Linked DNA regions of Homo sapiens: region 1 is linked to region 2. A link is a loop called in an ENCODE intact Hi-C map of the cell type or tissue named here. Cell type or tissue: mammary epithelial cell. All regions are shown on one strand. Each heading gives the region's core, and the rest is flanking DNA. Links, peaks and the distances in the headings are about the cores only.

Region 1 (12,234 bases), core at 1,904-9,903, 53 kb after region 2:
TCTGCCCAGGCAGTTCCATCTCATCGGCCTGGAGTCTGCTCACTCCTCCTCCCCAGCTTTTCTTCTGCCTAATTCCTCTTATTCTTATTTATTTATTTGTTTATTTTTTTTTTGGAAACAGAGTCTCACTCTGTCACCTAGGCTGGAGTGCAGTGGCACGATCTCGGCTCACTGCAACCTCTGCCTCCGGGGTTCAAGCCGTTCTCTCGCCTCAGCCTCCTGAGCAGCTGGGATTACAAGCGTGCGCCACGATACCCGGCTAAATTTTGTATTTTTAATAGAGACAGGGTTTTACCATGTTGGCCGGGCTGGTCTCGAACTCCTGGCCTCAGGTGATCTGCCTGCTTTGACCTCCCAAAATGCTGGAATTACAGGCATGAGCCACCATGCTCGGCCTTTTTAAAGATTTTTAATTTTTTTTTTTTTTTTTGAGACAGAGTTTTGCTCTTGTTGCCTGAGCTGGAGTGCAATGGCACGATCTCAGCTCAATGCAACCTCCGCCTCCCGGGTTCAGGCAATTCTCCTTCCTCAGCCTCCCAAGTAGCTGGGAGTACAGGCATGCGCCACCATGCCCAGCTAATTTTGTATTTTTTTTGTTAGAGATGGGATTTCTCCATGTTGGTCAGGCTGGTCTCAAACTCCCGACCTCAGGTGATCTACTCGCTTCCGCCTCCCAAAGTGCTGGGATTACAGGCATAAGCCACCACGCCTGGCCTAAGATTTTTAAATTTTTTATTTAATTTTTTATTTTATTTTTTAAGATACAATTTTACTCTGTCATTCCGACTGGAGTGCAGTGGCACAATCCCGGCTCACTGCAACCTCCGCCTCCTGGGTTCAAGCGATTCTCCTGCCTCAGCCTCCGGAGCAGCTGGGACCAGAAACGCACACCACCATGCCCAGATAATTTTTGTTTTTTTGGTAGAGACAGGGTTTTGCCATGATGGTCAGGCAGATCTTGAACTCCTGACCTCAAGTGATCTGCCCTCCTTGGCCTCCTAAAGTGCTGAGATTACATGCGTGAGCCACTGGGCCTGGCCTAATTCCTCATATTCTTTAAATCTCAGCCTAAACACTGTGTCTGCAGCGTGGCTTCCCCGGCCCAGCTGGTCAAAAGCCTTCACACCTCAGGGAGCCTCTGAGTCTGGATTTCCCAGAGCAGATTTGGGTGCAAGTAGCTGATTTGGGAGGTAGTCCTGGAAAGCACTGGTTGGAGGAGAAAGGGCAGCAGAGAGGGAAGGAAGCCAACAGAGGGTACCTGACAGGTGGGTTTTAGGTGGGCCACTGGGATTCAGTCCCACTGTGGACCTTGGAGAGAGCATATAGTGCACGCCCCCAAAGTGTCCTACTCATTGGCATCCATTCAAGTCTTCTGAGGTGGTTGCAGGGAGAGGGGAGAGTCTTGGAATACAGATTCCCAGGCCCAGGAACCAGAGGTTCCGGTTCACTAAGAACCTGATCCCTCATGTTATTGTGATGTCCACCCCCCCACACTAAATATCTGCACCTAAAGGATCCTCTACGTCACACTCACCTGTCTCCAACGAGACAGGTGAGCACCATGAGGGCAGGAACGTGTTTGTCTTCACCACCATACCCTCAGCCATGCAACGTGGCAAATGCCCCATTTTTTAAAATTCTATTTAAGAAATGCTTAATGTAGCAGACACTCTTTTTTTGTTTTTTGTTTTTTTATGTTTTTTTCTGAGATGGAGTCTCTCTCTGTCGCCCAGGCTGGAGTGCAGTGGCACGATCTCGGCTCACTGCAACCTCTGCCTCCTGGGTTAGAGCAATTCTCCTGCCTCAGCCTCCCAGGTAGCTGGGACTACAGGCGTGCACCACCATACCCGGCTAATTTTTGCATTTTTAGTAGAGGGGGGGTTTCACCATGTTGGCCAGGCTGGTCACGAACTTCTGACCTCAGGTGATCTACCCGTCTTGGCCTCCCAAAGTGCTGGTATTACAGGCGTGAGCCACCATGCCCGGCCTGCAGACACTGTTTTATGTGATTTCTAATTTTTTTTTTTTTTTTTTGAGATGGAGTCTTGTTCTGTCACCCAGGCTGAAGTGCTGTGGCATGATCTCAGCTCACTGCAACATCCGCCTCCCAGGTTCAAGCGATTCTTCTGCCTCAGCCTCCTGAGTAGCTGGGATTACAGGCATGCGCCACAATGCCCGGCTCATTTTTGTATTTTTAGTAGAAACAGGGTTTCACCATGTTGGCCAGGCTGGTCTTGAACTCCTGGCGTCAAGTGATCCAAAGTGCTGGGATTACAGGCATAAGCCACCACTCCCGGCCAGTACTTTCTAATATTAACTGATCCCCTCATCACAGAATTGTTATTCCCATTTCATAGATGGGGAGAGTGAGGCATGGAAGGATAGACTCACTTGTGAAGGGCGCCTGGATGAGATGTCGCAGAGCTGGGATTTGGACCCAGGCAGGAGATCCCATGGTCTGTGACTTTACTCCTCTCCGCTGCCTCTATAAAGATTGGTTCCATTGTCACCACAGTGGCGAGGGGCTGGTCTAGGAGGCCTTTCCATTTCCTGACTTGGACTGGGTGGGAGTCGTGGATCCTGCCTGAGCAGGGACTGTGCCTCCCTCCCCAGCATACTTGGGCTTCCTGTGGATGCTACTGCTCGTGGCCTACGGGCAGAGGGACCCCAGCGCCTACCACCTCAACAGACACCTCCAGCACAGCTTCACCAGGGGCTTTTCAGGTGTGCTCGGCTTCCGAGAGTTCTTCAAGTGGGCCAACACCACCCTCGTGAGTAACCTGTATGGTCACCCCCCAGGTAAGTCCTGAAGCCCTGGGGCTGTGTCAGCCTCCTTGTGCCTTCTGGCTAGGAACAGACGTGGGGCACTGTCAGCATCAGCCTCATAAGAAAACCAGGCCAAGTGTGGTGGCTTACACCTGTAATCCTAGTACTTTGGGAGGCTGAGGCGGGAGGATTGCTTGAGGCCAGGAATTCGAGACCAGCCTGGCAACATGGCAAGACCCTGCCTCTTTGAAAAATACAAAAATTAGCTGGATGTGATGCCTCATGCCTATAGTCCCTGCAACTCTGGAGGCTGAGGTGGGAGGATTGCTTAAGCCCGGGAGGCAGAACCTGCAGTGAGCCAAAATTGCACCACTGCACTCCAGCCTGGGAGACAGAGCAAGACTCTGTCTTAAAAAAAAAAAAAAAAAAAAAGAGGCCAGGTGCAGTGGCTTACGCCTATAATCCCAGCACTTTGGGAGGCCGAGGCGGGCGGATCACTTGAGGTCAGGAGTTTGAGGCCAGCCTGGCCAACCTGGTGAAACCCCGTCTCTACTAAAACTACAAAAATTAGCTAGGTGTGTTGTCACGTGCCTGTAAACACAGCTACTTGGGAGGCTGGGGCAGGAGAATTGCTTGAACCTGGGAGGCAGAGGTTACAGTGAGCTAAGATCACGCCATTGCACTCCAGCCTGGGTGAAGAAGTGAGACTCCATGAAAGAAAGAGAGAGAGAGAGAGAGGAAGGAAGGGAGGGAGGGAGGGAGGGAGGGAGGGAAAAGAAAAGAAAACCAGTAAAACCCCAGGCGTGGTGGCTTGCGGCTGTAATCCCAGCACTTTGGGAGGCCAAGACAGGTGGATCACGTGAGGTCAGGAGTTTGAGACCAGCCTGGCCAACGTGAAATCCCATCTCTACTAAAAATACAAAATTAGCTGGGTGTGTTTGCACGTGCCTGTAGTCCCAGCTACTCAGGAGGCTGAGGCAGGAGAATCGCTTGAACCTGAGAAGCGGAGATTGTAGTGAGTCGAGATTGCGCCCTTGCACTCCAGCCTGGGTGACAAGAGTGAAACTGTCAAGAAAGAGAGAGAGAGAGAGAGAAGGAAGGAAGGAAGGAGGGAAGGAGGGAAGGAGGGAGGGAAGGGAAGGAAGGAAGGGAAGGAAGGGAGGAAGGAAGGGAGGAAAGGAAGGAAGGAAGGAAGGAAAGAAAGAGAGAGGAAGGAAGGAGGGAAGGAAGGAGGGAAGGAAGGAAGAGAGAAAACCAATCAATAACCACAGGACCAGATGCTATGAAGGAGGGACTCAGAAGGCTGGGTGTGCACAAGGGGGGACTCTCCACCTTCCCTTCCCCCGATGCAGAGTGGAGAACCTCCTAAGTGAGTGATAACAGAGCTTGAACCAGCTAGGCAAAAACAGTGCACCAGGCAGAATGAACAACACGAGAAAAGCCCAGCCTCTTGCCATGGGATGCGTGTTCTTGGAACCACAGCGTGTTGGGTGTGACTCTCGTGTAGGATGTGAGTTAAGGATCAGTGAGAAGCAAAGCAGGAAAGATGAACGGGCCAGATCATGAAGGATCTCAGGAGCGTGTATCTCATCCTTGAGGAAATGAGGCGCCACTGAATTTCTACATGAGGCTATGGCATAAATCTGTGGTGTAGAAGGATCACTCTGGAAGCATGTGGAAGTTGGAGTAAAGGGTGGGCAAGTTGGCCGGGCGCCGTGGCTCACACCTGTAATTCCAGCACTTTGGGAGGCCGAGGTGAGTGGATCACCCAAGGTCAGGAGTCCGAGACCAGCCTGGCCAACATGGAGAAACCCCATCTCTAATAAAAATACAAAAAATTAGCTGGGCATGGTGGCATGCGCCTGTAATCCCAGCTACTCGGGAGGCGGAGGCAGGACAGTTGCTTGAATCAGGAGGCAAAGGTTGCAGTGAGACAAGATCACGCCATTGCACTCTAGCCTGGGCAACAAGAGCAAAACTCTGTCTCAAAAAAAAAAAAAAGAGGTGGAGGAGGTGGCAAGTTAGGATGCTGAGGACACAGGATGAGGGCTGGTGCAGGGAGGGACCAGGGACAGTGGTGATGGAGAGAACGGGATGGGCACATAAGACATGAAAAAAGTAGGATGGATAGGATGTGGTGACCAGTGGGATGGAGGATTGAGGAGAAAGGGCACAGGCACATCCAGATGGATGACGGGGTGGCAGGTTCCATTCCCTAAGAGAAGTTGTGCGGAAGCACAGTAGATTCCAGCAGGAGAGATGGTGAGGTTATTTGGATAAATGTAGCCTATAGTTGGTGATAAACTTCTCTGGGCTGTCTCTATAATGGGTACGCTGAATTTCACATTAGCCTCAGGCCGGGGAGCTTGGAATGTGTTAAGATTATTTTGATTGCTAGATTTACCCACCTTGTTTTTCTTTTTAGGCTTTATCACTGATGGGAACTCCAAGCTGGTTGGCAGTGCCCAGATTCGTCAAGTGAGGGTCCAGGAAAGCTCTTGCCCTCTTGCCCAGCAGCCGCAGGCATATCTCAACGGATGCCGTGCACCATATTCCCTGGATGCTGAAGACATGGCAGACTATGGGGAAGGCTGGAATGCCACCACCCTCAGTAATGGCAGTACCAGAGCCAGGACCAACGTCAAGGGTATCCCATCTGGGGCAAACTCACTGTGTACCGGGGAGGAGGCTACGTGGTCCCCTTGGGGACTGATCGCCAAAGCACGTCAAGGTAAGGTTGACTTGATTCATTTGTAGCTGAGTAAAGTCTTTTGCTAGAGTCCACATCTGCTTGGGGAATGTAGTCTTCCAAACAGGGCTGAGCCAAGTTCATTCAGGTCCTTGTGGGAGGGCTTGTAGGATACAGAATCATGCAGGTTGTATTTTCAGGTCCCTGGGAACTAAGCCATCTCAGAATTGGAAGGAAAGTCTCTCTCTAGCATTCACAGCCTGGTTGCTTCTGCTAGAGCCAGGCCAGAGATGGGGAGCTCACTACCACTCAAAGCAGTCCACCCTTAGGCAAGAGGGAATTAGTTAAGGATCTGTCAAGAATTATGCAAAATTTGAGGTTTTACCCTACTTGTAAGCCAACAAGCTAGCCTGTTAACTGTTTCACGGATGCTGGCAGAATACGCAATATTCCTGGGTCAGAGACAAAGGATTTTGTTACAGCAAAAGTCATAGCAGAACATTACACTGGTCTGAGTCAGTTGCCCACAAAGGGCCGTGAAAGATGCCTGCATGTGCCTGCAATACAGAGCCTGGGGGCATTTGATGCTTTTACAGCAGCAGAAAGAAGCCTACTCTTTGTCCAAAGGAAGGCATCACCTCATCCCACAAGGTTGCACACTGCAAATACAGCCCTAAGAAGTGACTTGGCTAAAGCACAGCCACGGCCTTGCATTCCTAGAATACCCAGTAAGAACGTGCAGGGATGCTCAGGGTCCGTGAAGACTGACTCAACATGCCCTTGAGACAAGAGACCTAGATTTGAAACCCTGGCGCTGCTCCTTTTAGCTGTGTAGCCCAAGCAAATCAGCAGACCCGCGTGAACCTCAGTTTCCTCCATTGTATGATCATTGCACCAAGGTGGTTTATGATGGTGTAGCCTGTACTCTGTCTACAAACAGGGTCTCCTGGGGTTAAGGAAAGGCCAGGAATAGTCGATTTCGGAATAAGAGGCATTTTTCCTGCTAATTGGACTGACTGCAGATATTCTCTCTCTGGTGGCTGGGTGCAGTGATCATGCCTGTAATCTCAGCTCTCTGAGAGGCCAAGGCAGAAGGAGCACCTGAGGTCAGGAGTTCGAGACCAGTATGGCCAACATGGAGAAACCCCATCTCTACTAAAAATACAAAAAATTAGTGGTGGGTGCCTGTAATCCCAGCTACTCAGGAGGCTGAGGCAGGAGAATCGCTTGAATACGGGAGGCAGAGGTTGCAGTGAACCAAGGTTGCGCCATTGCACTCCAGCCTGGGCAACAAGAGCGAAACTCTGTCTCAAAAAAAAAAAAAAAACATATTCTCTCTCTATCTGCTGCTATGTACCAAGCAGGATGCAGACCCACTGGGGACACAGCATATTACAGGCCCATCATTATTACTGGAAGTAATAACAACTATCATTACTACACACACACAACACACACACGCACATGCACACACATCCCTCCATGTTCTCTAAATGATCTGAAGGCACTGGTGTTAACACCGTTGTAGAGCCGGGCACAGTGGCTCACACCTATAATTCCAGCACTTTGGGAGGCTGACACAGGGGGATTGCTTGAGCCCAGGAATTTGAGACCAGCCTGGACAACATACTGAGATTCTGCCTCTAAAAAAGATAACAAATTACCTGGGCATGGGGGTACGCACCTGTGGTCCCAGCAACTTGGGAGGCTGAGGTGGGAGGATCACATGAGCCTGGGAGGTGGAGGCTGCAGTGAGGGATGATTGCCATTGCACCCCATTCTGAGCAACAGAGCAATACCCTGTCTCATAAACACAAAAAACCAACAAAAAACCACACCATGGCAGATGAGGAAACCAAGGCCTGGAGAAGTTATTAGCTTGTCCAGGAGGCAGCCAAGATTTGAACCCAGGTCCCTCCACCACCTTCAGGGCATGTGCTCTTTCCACCACACCAGGCTGACAGATCTCCAGGAGCTCATGGGAGCTGCTTGCCTAAGCCCCTGATGTTTTATATGATTCTTATTTATTTATTTATTTATTTATTTATTTTTGAGACAGAGTCTTGCTCTTGTTGCCCAGGCTGGAGTGCAATGGCGTGATCTCAGCTCACTGCCACCTCTGCTTCTGGGCTCAAGTGATTCTCCCGCCTCAACCTCCTGAGTAGCTGGAATTACAGGTGCACGCCACCACACCCAGCTAATTTTTGTATTTTTAGTAGAGGTGGAGTTTCACCATGTTGGCCAGGCTGGTCTTGAACTCCTGACCTCAGGTGATCCGTCCACCTCAGCATGCCAAAGTGCTGGGATTACAAGCGTGAGCCATCAGCCCAGCCTCCTTTTCTTCTTTTTCTTTATTTCTTTTTTTTTTTTTTTCGGAGACAGAGTCTTGCTCTGTTGCCCGGGCTGGAGTGCTTTGATGTGATCTCAGCTCACTGCAACCTCCACCTCCCAGGTTCAAGCAATTCTCCTGCCCCAGCCTCCTGAGTAGCTGAGAATACAGGCGTGTGCCACCACGCCTGGCTAAAGTTTTTGTATTTTTAGTAGAGGCAGTGTTTCACCATGTTAGCCAGGTTGATCTCAAACTCCTGACCTCAGGTGATCTGCCTGCCTCAGCCTCCCAAAGTGATGAGATTACAGGTGTGAGCCACCATGCCTGGCCCTTTTTTCTTCTTTTGAGACAGTCTCACACCGTCACCCAGGCTGGAGTGCAGTGGCATGATCTTGACTCATGGCAACCTCTGCCTCCTGGGTTCAAATGATTCTCCTGTCTCAGCCTCAAGCAATTTTCATGCCTCAGCCTCCTGAGTAGCTGGGATTACAGGCATACACCACTGCAGCTAATTTTTTCTTTTTTATTTTTTTTTTGAGACAGAGTCTCGCTCTGTCACCCAGGTTGAGGTGCAGTGGCGTGATCTCGGCTCACTGTAACCTCTGCCACCCTGGTTCAAACAATTCCCATCTCAGCCTCCTGAGAAGCTGGGATTACAGGCATGCGCCACCACGCCCAGCGAATTTTTGTATTTTTAATAGAGACGGAATTTCACCATGTTGTTCAGGCTGGTCTCGATGTCCTGACCTCAGATAATCCACCCACCTCAGCCTCCCAAAGTGCTGAGATTACAGGCGTGAGCCACCGCACCCGGTCACACCTGGCTAATTTTTGTATTTTTGTATTTTTAGTGGAGACGGGGTTTCACCATGTTGGCCAGGCTGGTTTCAAACTCCTGACCTCAGGTGATCCACCTGCCTCAGCCTCCCAAACTGCTGGGATTACAGATGTGAGCCACCGCACCCGGACTATGATTCTTCTAACACCATGGCTCTCAAACCGTAAAAAGCATCCAAGGCTGGGCGTGGTGGCTCACGCCTGTAATCCCAGCACTTTGGGAGGCCGAGGCGGGCGGATCACGAAGTCAGGAGATCGAGACTATCCTGGCTAACACGGTGAAACCCCGCCTCTACTAAAAATACAAAAAATTAGCCGGGTGCCGTGGCAGGCACCTGTAGTCCCAGCTACTCGGTAGGCTGAGGCAGGAGAATGGCGTGAACCCAGGAGGCAGAGCTTACAGTGAGCCGAGATCGCACCACTGCACTCCAGTCTGGGCGACAGTTCAAGACTCCGTCTCAAAAAAAAAAAAAAAAAAATCCAAATCCTGGCGGGCTCATCAAAACACGCATTCTGGGCTCCCCTGAGAGTGTCTGACTCAGCAGGTCTAGGGCGGGCCTGAAAATCTGTATTTCCAACAAGTTCCCAGGTGATGCTGATGCTGCTGGTGTGGGCACTACACTTTGAGAATCTCTGCTCTGATGGCCAGGAGATGAGGGGTGCCACCATATCACAGCGTGGGCTACAAAATGTGACCACTCCCAGCAGCAGCTCTGTTGGCCTGGTGGCCCAGGGAGCAGAGCAGAAACAGAGGGAGAAGTTGAGACAGGAAGTACTGGCCTCAGTCAAGGGGCTGCCGGGACATGGAGCCCCTGCAGGATAGCAATGACCCAATGCCACTCTTTCCTGCAGAATTCTCCGCTATCTCTTTGACAACACCTGGCTGGACGCCCTGACCAGAGCTGTGTTTGTGGAGTCCACTGTCTACAACGCCAACGTCAACCTGTTCTGCATTGTCACGCTGACGCTAGAGACCAGCGCTCTGGGTGGGCAGCCTCGCCTGGGAACCCTCTGCAGGGCTCCAGAAGACATATACTCCTTCCCCTGGGCTGGGGCTCCTGACCTACCTAGGTGCAGCCACCCCAGGGCCAGAGCTCCAGAGCAAATACTTATTTAGTGAATCTAGGTGTGGATCTTGGTTATCCTTGCAGCCATGAGTCCCTGGGCCCCCAAAGGCAAAGCATTAGGGCCCTCCACCCTAATTCTTCCCATCTTTCTGGCCTAGTCGCCCAAGTTATCGTAAAACAGCCTATTCAGAGTCCAAAGGCAGCTTATCCATTGCCTAATCCCGAGCTTCCCTGTCTGCTGGGGTTGGGGGTGGTGACCTGGCAGTGACGGCGAGGGAGAATGTGATGTAACAGATCATATCACCTAATATATATTTCACCATACATCAGTGCACAGCACAAAGTACGTTTTACAACATAATCCAGCACACATGCAACCAAGATGAAATGTTCACAAATAACATGTACTTTAACTCCATGAGGCCGGGCTCGCCCCCATGATCCCAGCACTTTGGGAGGTCAAGGTGGGAGGACTCCTTGAGCCCAGGAGTCCAAGACCAGCCTGGGCATCATGGTGAGACCTGGTCTCTATAAAATTTAAAAAACAAAAAACTACATGTGATGGGCTCTCATATTTTGTGTTCTATTCTATTTATTCTTCCTCATGCCTCCTTCCCCCTTTAAAATGCTGATCACAGTCTTCTAAAAACCAATCTATAGTCTATTCAGCTGATGGTCAATTTACCTAAAAGCCAACCTCCTCTCCAGTGAATACCAAACTTTTAGAAAATATTAGATTACGTTTTTAATGATAAAAGTAATATAGGCCGGGAATGGTGGCTCACACCTGTAATCCCAGCACTTTGGGAGGCCATTGGCCGGGTGGGGGGGGGTGCAAATCACCAGGTCAGGAGTTCAAGACTAGCCTGGCCAACATGGCGAAACCCCGTCTCTACTAAACATACAAAAATTAGCTGGGCGTGGTGGCGGGCACCTGTAATCCCAGATACTCAGGAGGCTGAGGCAGAAGAATCACTTGAACCCAGGAGGTGGAGGTTGCAGTAAGCCGAGATTGTGCCATTGCACTCCAGCCTGGGGAACAAGAGCAAGACTGCATCTCAAAAAAAAAAAAAAAAAAAAAGGAATATATGTTTGTGTTTTAAAAACAAAATTCAGAACTGTGAAAACTGAAGGGCTTTCAATTTCCATTGTCATTCCGCATTGCTAATAGTTTCTTCCAAATCCTTTTTGGGTTTACCTGTGTATCTTTTTTTATTTTTATTTTTTTTTTGAGACACAGTCCTTCTCTGTCACCCAGGCTGGAGTGCAATGGTGTGATCTCGGCTCACTGCAACCTCTGCCTCCTGGGTTCAAGCAATTCTCCTGCCTCAGCCTCCCGAGTAGCTGGGACTACAGGTGCCTGCCACCACACCTGGCTAACTTTTTGTATTTTTAGTAGAGACGGGGTTTTACCACGTTAGCCAGGATGAGCTCAATCTCCGGACCTTATGATCTGCCCACCTCAGCCTCTCAAAGTGCTGGGATTAGAGGCGTGAGCCCCTGGGCCCGGCCCAAAATGGCTTTAAATGAGCCAAGTGGGAGTCAATTGTCATTATATGGGTGGATGTGCTTTATCTGGAGGTGTCTGTGCCCAAAAGGCCAACATCAAATGCCGAGGGGAGGGGAGAACCTTCCACTGCAGCCCCTCCGCCCCTTCTGTTGCATCCGCTGTCTTCGGTGTCTACCACGTGTCCACGTTCAGTCCTTCGGGTCTGAAATAACTTTGGCTTTTCCTTGGCCACAGCCAGCCCTCAGGGGGTTGAGCTTGAGTCATCTGACCTGATGGCTCCTGTCAGAAGCCATGGCTCTGAGCAACCAGGTGGCCCAGAGTGAGCAGAACGCACTTTGCTCCCCAGGCACCTTTTTTACGCACGCGGCCCTGCAGAGCCTCCGCCTGTACCCCTTCACCGACGGCTGGCACCCCTTCGTGGTAGCGGCAGAGCTCATCTACTTCCTCTTCCTCCTCTACTACATGGTGGTGCAGGTAAGGGGCATGCTCATAGCTCATGAGCAGGGTTTGGGGTGCAGGGGTGCCTGGTGCCTCACCAACACCTCTCCTCTTCCTTGTAAGTGGGATGGGAAAGGGATTTTTTCCTTTTTTTTTTTGAGATGGAGTCTCTGTCACCAGGCTGGAATACAGTGGTGCAATCTCGGCTCACTGCAGCCCCCACCTCCTGGGTTCAAATGATTCTCCTGCCTCAGCATCTTGAGTAGCTGGGACTACAGGCATGCACCACCAAGCCCTGCTAATTTTTGTGTTTTTAGTAGAGATGGGGTTTCACCATGTTGGCCAGGATGGTCTCAAACTCCTGACCTCGTGAACCGCCTGCCTCAGCCTCCCAAAGTGCTGGGATTACAGGCGTGAGCCACCGCACCCGGCCGGGAAAGGGCTTTGCCTTAGGTGTTTGCTGGGAGCAACCTTTGGTCCTTCCATTGGTCCTAGGGCTGATCTAGGCTGCTAGATCAGGGCATGGGAAGGACCCAAGGTTGGTACTCCTCAGGAATTGAGAACTCAAAGTGGGGTCTTTCATGGGTGGGGAAGGGAG
Region 2 (9,185 bases), core at 211-8,210:
ATATCAAGATTTTAGCCTTTTTCCTAAGAGTGATACAGAGAAACCACCCAAGAGTTCTTTATTTTTATTTTTATTTTTTTGAAATGGAGTCTCACTCTGTCACCCAGGCTGGAGTGCAGTGGCACCATCGCAGCTCACTGCAGCCTCCGCCTCCCAGGTTCAAACATTTCTCGTGCCTCAGACTCCTGAGTATCTGGGATTACAGGCACACATGCCACCGTGCGCAGCTAATTTTTGTATTTTTTGTAGAGGCAGGGTTTCACCATGTTGGATAGGCTAGTCTCAAACTCCTCACCTCAGGTGACCCACCTGCCTCGGCCTCCCAAATTGCTGGGATTACAGGAATGAGCCACCATGCCAAGCCAAGCAACCAAGAGTTCTAAGCATGTGACTTCAATATGCTCTGGTGGCTCAGTGGAGAATGACTTGGAAGAGGGCAAGAGAAGACCCAGGGAGATTGCCCAGGCTCTTGCAGGAGTCAAGGTAGGAGGTCAAGTTTGCTTGGACTATCAGCCAGTCCCTGCAGGAAGCTGATGGCTCAGCCAAACCAGGAATGAATGGAAGAGAGCTGATGAAGGGACTATTTACAGGTGAGGGCAGGTATAAGGCAATGAAGCAGGGGCGACAAGGCAGGACTACAACCAAGGGAAGCCATTATCACCCCCAGGAATGCAGAGGTAAGATTAGGCAGGACTACATACGTAGGGAGCTGTGGCCTTGGTTGGAGAAGCACAGCATCTCTCACCTGCAGCCCATCAGGGAAAAGAGCAGGGAAAGCCGTGAATAAATTCCCCAAACTCTCTCCTCTCACCCTCCAATCCTCTATCAATGGTTCCCATTGGCTGGACCCAGTTAGAAGCTGGAGGGTGTGGCAGCTTGGGTGATGCAGTGTATAGAGCTCAGTCTCCCAGGTCAGAGCCGCACGTGGGAGGAGACTGGATTGGAGAGGCAGATAGAGAATGTCCTGCACACTTGGACTAGGGCAGACATGAGGAGATAAGTAGGAAGTTCAAGAGCTGTCATCAAGTTCAGACCAAAGGGGAAACTGGGGGACCGTCCTGTGGAGGGCAGGTCTATGCAAACCTTCCCGCAAAGTTCGAGGAAGCAGAGAGGCCAGAGAAAGAAGCTGACAAATTTAGTTTCTTAGAAAGAAACATTTAATTGAGACTTGCGAACAGAAACCATGATGTCTAGGGCAGCTGCAAGACAAGATGGTGAAAGCCAGCGCCATTACCCGCCAGAACCAGGGCTTATATACCATAGGAAAGGAATGTGTAGGACAGTCGTAGGGAAAGGTAAGAATACTATGTGAATCTCTTTCAGGGCAGCACTCATAGTAAGTACATGCTCTTACACAAAGAACTGTAGAGAGAATAGAAATCTTAGAGGCATTCCTGGAATTGGGGTTAATCAGTAGTCAACGTGGCAGATTAGCATCTGAAATGGAGTTGCTTTGGCCTTCACAGAGACATTATAGAGAAGGCCAAGAGTTTGGATCCAGACACGATGGTTCACATTCTATCTGCCCACTTAGAAGTTACATCACTTAGGACAAATCACATAAGCTCTCGGGGCCTGGTTAGCTCACCTGTGATGTGGGGATGCTAATATGTCACTCATAGGGCTATTGTGAGCATTGGACAAGCTAGAGACAATGGAAGTAATGTGTGCATGGCAGGCGTGCTGTTGAACCACAGCATTAGTTTACTATTATCTGAACTAAAAAGAATCACAGAAATTATCTAGGCTATCCCCTCATTTTGCAGGTGAGGAAACTGAGGCTTAGAGAGTTTAAGTGATTCGGCTGGGCATGGTGGCTCATACCTGTAATCCCAGCACTTTGGGAGGCCGAGGCGGGCGGATCACCTGAGGTCAGGAGTTTAAGACCAGCCTGGCCAACACAGTGAAACCCTGTCTCTACTAAAAAAATACAAACGTTAGCCGGGCATGGTGGTGAGCGCCTATAATCCCAGCTACTCGGGAGGCTGAGGCAGGAGAATCTCTTGAACCAGGAGGTGGAGGTTGTAGTGAGCCGAGATCGTGCCACTGCACTCTAGCCTGGGCGATAGAGTGAGACTCAGTCTCAAAAAAAAAAAAAAAAAAAAAAAAAGTTTAAGTGATGCACACAAGGTGACCCTTCATAAGTGACAAGGACAGGATTAGAACCCAGGTCCTGTCTCAGCCTCATTCACCTTCCGTATCATTACGCTGTCAGTGAATGACATGGGAATTCAGTCAGGCCATGACTCAGTCCATCTTCACAACCAAGGCTACGTCCCAGTGTTGGTTGGGGCAGGGGCGGCTTTTATTCCATCTTTAATTTGAAAAAGGGCCATTTCCTACCCTCTCAAAGGACTTGAGAAGGACTGGACAAAAGACCAGGCCAGTGGTCACAATGCCTGTCTGAGTCCGTTTTGCATTTTTTTTTTTTTTTTTTTTTTTTTTGAGACGGAGTCTTGCTCTTTCACCCAGGCCGGAGTGCAGTGGCGCTATCTCGGCTCACTGCAAGCTCCGCCTCCCGGGTTCACGCCATTCTCCTGCCTCAGCCTCCCGAGTAGCTGGGACTACAGGCGCCTGCCACCACGCCTGGCTAATTTTTTGTATTTTTAGTAGAGACGGGGTTTCACCGTGTTAGCCAGGATGGTCTCGATCTCCTGACCTCGTGATCCACCAGCCTCGGCCTCCCAAAGTGCTGGGATTACAGGTGTGAGCCACCGCGCCCGGCCCATTTTGCATTGTTATAAAGGAATATCTGAGGCTAGGTAATTTATACAGAAAAATGGTTGGCTGGGCGCAGTGGCTCATGCCTGTAATCCCAGCACTTTGGGAGGTTGAGGCGGGTGGATCACTTGAAGCCAAGAGTTCAAGACCAGCCAGGCCAACACAGCAAAACGCTGTCTCTACTGAAAATACAAATTAGTTGGGTATGGTGGTGCCTGTCTGTAATCTCAGCTATTCAGGAGGCTGAGGCAGGAGAATTGCTTGAATCTGGGAGGCAGAGGTTGCAGTGAGCCAAGATCGCGCCACTGCACTGCAGCCTGGGCGACAGAGCGAGACTCTGTCTCAAAAAAAAAAAAAAAAAGAAAAGAAAAAGAAAAGAAAGAAGAAAAGAGATTTATTTGGCTCATGATTCTTATGGTTGGAAAATCCAAGACTGGACATCTGTATCTGATAAGGGCCTCAGGCTGCTTCCACTTACAGTGAAAGATGAAGGGGACCTGGTGTGTGCAGAGAAGGGTGGGAGGTGCCAGGCTCTTTTTTTTTTTTTTTTTTTTTGGAGATGGAGTGTTACTCTGTCACCCAGGTTGGAGTGCAGTGGTGTGATCTTGGCTCACTGCAACCTCCATCTCCCTGGTTCAAATGATTCTCCTGCCTCAGACTCCCGAGTAGCTGGGACTACAGGCACCCACCACCACATCCCACTAATTTTTGTATTTTTAGTAGAGACAGGGTTTCACCATGTTGGCCAGGCTGGTCTCAAACTCCTAACCTCACATGATCTGCCCGCCTGGGCCTCTCAAAGTGCTGGGATTACAGACGTGAGCCACTGCTCCCGGCCATCTTTTTAGCAACCAGCTCCGGTGGTGACTAATAGAGCAAGAACTCGCTCCCGAGGGAGGCATTCATCCAGTCATGAGGAATCCAACCCCATGACCCAAACACCTCCCATGAAGCCCCGCCTCCAACATTGGGGATCATATTTCAACATGAGGTTTCAGGGGACAAACATCCAGATGATAGCAATGCCTCGGGGAGCTTCCTCACTCTGTCCTCTGTCTGCCTTTCAGCTGTGAGAGGAACTGCAGGCCAGTTAATGCCAGCAAAGACATTCTGCTCAGGGTCACCATGGGGGAGGACTCTCCAGTGGCTATGTTCAGCTGGTATTTGGACAACACCCCAACAGAGCAGGTGAGCACAGTGACAACCACTCAAGAATGGAAATCTCCCTTGCGCTTTCAGCACACCCGTGTCGCATGCCCGGTACTGGGCCAGGGTTGGGTCAATTCCATTCAGAGCCTGTGGTGTGGGACTCAGGGTATTGGGCTGGGGAGAAAATCAGGGAATTGACAGCAGGGCAAATGGGCACAAAGGAGCATAAGCTCTGGAGAAACTTTGCAGCGGGTGCTCTTGGCATCTCAGCAAAAGTCCTGCTTCCCAGGCGGACGATCCTAACTCCAGCTTTTGTGGCCTGACCATTGGCCAACGACTGATGGGTGGAGGGTCTAATAGCCCAGCTTCTCTGTCCCCAGGTAGGGTGATTTCAGTTGTGCAACTTACACTTCAGGGCTCTCCGTGTGACCAGGCAGAGGCTGGATGCCTCCAGTAACTGTTTTTTGCCTTGTTTTGTTCTCTGCTGTTTCCCTCTCTGCACTGCTTTTCCCTGTGAATCCTCCTTCCATCAATAACCTGCACACAAGGCTGGATATGGTGGCTCAAGCCTTTAATCCCAACACTTTGGGAGGCCGAGGCAGGCAGATCACCTGAGGTCAGGGGTTTGAGACCAGCCTGGCCAACATGGTGAAACCCCGTCTCTACTAAAAATACGAAAACATTAGCGGGGTATGGTGATGCGTGCCTATAATTCTATCTACTTGGGAGGCCGAGGCAGGAGAATGACTTGAACCTGGGAGGCAGAGGTTGCAGTGCACAGAGATCATACACTGCACTCTAGCCTGGGCAGCAGAGTGAGACTCCGTCTCAAAAATATTTTCTTTTTAATTTTTTTTTTTTTTTGAGACAGAGTCTCACTCTGTCACCCAGGCTGGAGTACAATGACACAATCTCAGCTCACTGCAACCTCTGCCTCCTGGGTTCAAGCAATTCTCCTGCCTCAGCCTCCCAAGTAGCCAGGATTACAGGCACATAACACCATGCCCGGCTGATTTTCGTATTTTTAGTAGAGACAGAGTTTCCCCATGTTGGCCAGGCTGGTCTTGAACTCCTGAGCTCAGATGATCCACCCACCTCAGCCTCCCAAAGTGCTGGGATTAGAGGTGTGAGCCACTGTGCCTGGCTCAAAAATAAACAAATAAATAACCTGCACACAAATCCCCATCTCAGGCTCTGCTTCCGGGGAGCCCAATCTAAGACAGACACCGCAGTGAGGCTGGAAAGTGTATATTCCAGGTGACTTCTTGGGGAGCTGGGGCTGCCTGTCCTCCGTTCATCAGTAATAAATCTGAAAGGCTGTCTAGCACCCAGAAGCCACTGTCCTGCTGCAGTCCTGTGGCCTGGCTGTAGCGTCAGCAGCCCTGGGCCATCCTGTCTTTCAGGCTGAGCCCCTCCTGGATGCCTGCAGACTCAGAGGATTTTGGCCAAGGTCCTTAACCCTCCTCCAGAGCAACACCTCCACGTTGCTGTTGAACAGCTCGTTTCTGCAGTCCCGGGGAGAGGTCATCCGAATCAGAGCCACAGGTGCGAAACCTCCCTTTTATCTCCTCTCAGGGAACCCAGATAAACCCAGAAACACTCAGATATTGGGTGTCAGTTTATTTTTCTTTTAAATATTGAAATAGAGAGATGTGATCTCACTATGTTGCCCAGTCTGGTCCTGAACTCCTGGAGCCAAACGATCCTCCTGTCCCAGCCTCCTGAAGTGCTGGGATGGCAGCTGTGAGTCACCATACCCAGCCAGGGCATCAGCTTAGTGCAGAGGCCACAGCGCAGGCTCTGGTGTAAATCGCACCACTTCCGCTTTCTACGTGGGAGACTCTAGGCAGAGGATTTCGCCTCTCTATGCCTCAGTTTCCTGACATATAAACTGGGATAATCGAAATGCCTGCCTCAGAATGGTTATTTTGCAGGATGAATGAGATAACCCCAGTGTTACAAGCAGGTCATTCTGGGGTCGTGCAACCTGTACACCCTGCCAGGATTGTTCAGGGCTTCTCGTTTAAAACAAGCCCTGTGTGAGAAACATAGATTCTCAAACACACAAACAATGGAGGTGATGATTCTTTTTAGGAAGGATTGCTTTGCTTCCATTTTTCCCGAAGTGGCCCACAGACCATGCACATCAGGATAAACAAGGAATTAGTTAAACATGCACACTCTTGGGTCCACCCCAAACTTTCCGAATTGGGTCTAGGCCAAGGAATGAGTTTTTATGGGTTCAAATTCTCTTTATGCCCAGCTCTTCCAGGCATGCGCTCTCTGAAAATGTAGGTGGCTACTCCAGGTGATGTGGGATGTGACTGCAGGTCCACTCGTGGCTCTTAACAGTGATCTCGGCGCCTGGGAAGAGTGTGGGCTTCGGGGTGGGCTCAGCCTGTTTCCGGATCCTGGTTCTGGTCTTTCCTGGCTCTGTGATCTTGAGCATTTTCCCAGCATACTCCCACCTCACAAGATCTTTGTGCGGAAGCTATTATCATCAGCCTCATTCTACAGATGAGGAACTGACTCTCAAAAAGGTCAAGTTCTCAGCCCGGGTCCAGTGGCTTATGCCTGTAATCCCAGCACTTTGGGAGGCTGAGGCGGGAGGATCCCTTGAGGCCAGGAGTTCAAGACCAGCCCTGGCAACAGAGCGAGACCCTGTCTCTACAAAAATTAGAAAATTAGCCAGCCGTAATGGTGTACTCCTGTGGTTCTAGCTGACTCGAGAGGCCAAGGCAGTGGAATCACTTAAGTGTAGGAGTTCAAGGCTATAGTAAGTTATGATTGCACCACTGGACTCTAGCCTAGGTGACAGTGCAAGACCCTATCTCTAAAAAGAAAAAAAATTAGGAAAACAAAATTGGAAAAGAAAAGGTCAAGTCTGAGGTCACTCGGTTAACAAATGGCAGAACTAAAATTCAAGCTCAGGTCTGTCTAATTATCTTCCCCTATCTCTGCCCAGTTTCTCAAAGTGAGGCCCTGGGATCCCTTGCATCAGGGGGAGTTGTTTTGGGGTTTCATTGTTTAATTGTTAGATATGTACATTTCTGGGCTCTTCCCAGATCCAGAGATGTCTGAAGTTCTGGGTTTGAAGTAGAGCCCAAGAATCTTTGTGTTTAATGAGCTCAGGGGGCAATCTAACAGCAGGATGGAGTTTGTGGGCCCCACGTGGCCCCCTGAACATGATCTCTCTTTACTCCCAGCACTGACCAGGCATGCCTATGGGGAGGACACCTATGTGATCAGCACTGTGCCTCCCCGTGAGGTGCCTGCCTGCACTATTGCCCCAGAGGAGGGCACCGTTCTGACGAGCTTTGCCATCTTCTGCAACGCCTCCACAGCCCTGGGACCCCTGGAGTTCTGCTTCTGTCTGGAATCAGGTACCGGCTGAAGACTCTGCTCTTCCCTCAGCTCCTGGGCTCATCTTCTTGCAGAACAGGGGCCTGTTCTCTCTGGGAGCTGCAAAGAATATGTTCCGTGTGCGAGAGAGGTTGGTAGGATGAGGGCTCCCCTAAACCTCAACCCCTAGCCTCAAGACACTGACTCAGCCATCAGTCCACAGAGACATGAGAAGAAGGTCTCATCAATAGCTCTTCCACAACTGGAAGCCAAAATCCATTGCCCTGGCGTGGGGGACAGTGATGGAGTGAAATGAACGAGGATACCCAAAAGTATGACCATGTGGGGCCACCACCAAGACACCATCCCCCAACCCCTGCTCACCACACACACACACACACACACACACACACACACACACACACACACACACACACACACACACACACACTTGTAGTAGCTGGGACTCCCAGAAGCCTGGAGCTATTCAGGAAGACAGAGATGGGTCTGGTTAACAGAATCTTCAACAATTTCATTGACGCTGCTTTGCAAGCAGCCCCAGGGAATGGGTGATAATTGCAGGACTAGCTGAACTGAAAGAACATTTTTGCAAAGGTGTACAGGTGACAAACATGGAAGACCCCATCCACAATGCATAAAACCCTACACAGTCTCCCTGCTTTCACCCTAACCACTCACACCCCAGGACAGCCACAGGGCATTAGCAGGAGAGATGAGGGAGCCACTCACATTGCATTTATTCTTCCATTTGGAGAGTGATTGGTCCTTGGAGGGCTCATCTGAGCCCTGATCTCCACCCACTGGGCTTTGGCTTCTTCTTTTTTTTTTTTTTTTTTTGAGACAGAGTTTTGCCTTGTTGCCAAGGCTGGAGTGTGGTGGCACGATCTCGGCCCACTGCAACCTCAGCCTCCCGGGTTCAAGCGATTCTCTTGCCTCAGCTTCCCGAGTAGCTGAGATTACAGGTGCCCGCCACCACACCCGGCTAATTTTTGTATTTTTAGTAGAGATGGGGTTTCACTATGTTAGCCCGGCTAGTCTCAAACTCCTGACCTCAGGTGATCTGCCTGCCTCGGCCTCCCAAAGTGCTGGGATTACAGATGTAAGCCACACGCCCGGGAGAGCTTTGTCATTCTGTGCTCTGAAAATGCTCTAATCAGATTGTAAATTTCCACCAAAGTCAGCCACCAGTAGTGTTGCCAGGATGGTCCCCCAAATCCAGCATCAAACATCACAACGGCATAAACACTACACCTTGATTAGGGAAAGTGCACGTCAGCTATTGTAATACCTAAGAGAGTGTAGTTTTCACGAGCGCCCTGTCTAATAGATGTGGAAATGCATCACCGTTAAGAGGGCTGTGAATGGGGCTGAGTCTGAAAGGAAAAAGTTCAAGCAAGGTAAGTGGATGTTATTTCAAACTGCGTCCCGCCAGAGGGAAAGGCCAGGACAGCTGCCCTAATTCCAATAGGCTATTCCTCTTTAGTACCTCTCCCCCATCATCCAAGTGAGCACGGAGGCAGGAAAGTGTGGCTACATAAAAACGAGTCCCAGGCTGGGCGTGGTGGCTCATGTCAGTCATCCCAGGAACTTTGGGAGGCTAAGGTGGGTGGATCACCTGAGGTCAGGAGTTCGAGACCTAATTTTTACTTTTTTTTGTAGAAACAACGTCTTCCTAATTTGCCCAGGCTGGTCTTGAACTCCTCGCCCCTGAGCTAAGTTTTAAGTTGTCATTGTTGCTCCTCCTCCTCCTCCTCCTTCTTTTTCTTCCTCTTATAATTTGGTTTACCACCTTGACTTTTTTTAAAAAAAAAACTGTAAATGGGATGTTTTTCCTGCAATTTTTTATGGATTTTAGTAAAATTTTTCCAAAGTTACAGCAACCTGCAGTTGCTTAGAGAAGACAGTGAATCAGCATACGTGACTGTCTCATACTTGAAAGTGTGGAATCCCGA

What was found. Hi-C counts contacts between places; a loop is a spot of excess contacts. Peaks named below come from ENCODE experiments on the same cell type or tissue, not always from the same donor. Only the 100,000 strongest peaks of a DNase experiment are listed, where the experiment ranks them.
Region 1: it touches region 2 in a loop (6-fold over the local background); 3 of 110 quality-filtered maps call a loop at or near these places.

The regions. Positions count from the first base shown.
Region 1 is chr16:81,121,024-81,133,257 of GRCh38, reverse strand. It overlaps the pseudogene PKD1L2. Among named protein-coding and RNA genes, the nearest start is that of GCSH, 31 kb to the right of the region's middle. In mammary epithelial cell, for the core only: no CTCF peak of the experiment used is centred there; a DNase peak (open chromatin) is centred at 6,007.
Region 2 is chr16:81,175,875-81,185,059 of GRCh38, reverse strand. It overlaps the pseudogene PKD1L2. Among named protein-coding and RNA genes, the nearest start is that of BCO1, 58 kb to the left of the region's middle. In mammary epithelial cell, for the core only: no CTCF peak of the experiment used is centred there; a DNase peak (open chromatin) is centred at 3,649; H3K27ac peaks cover 711 bases.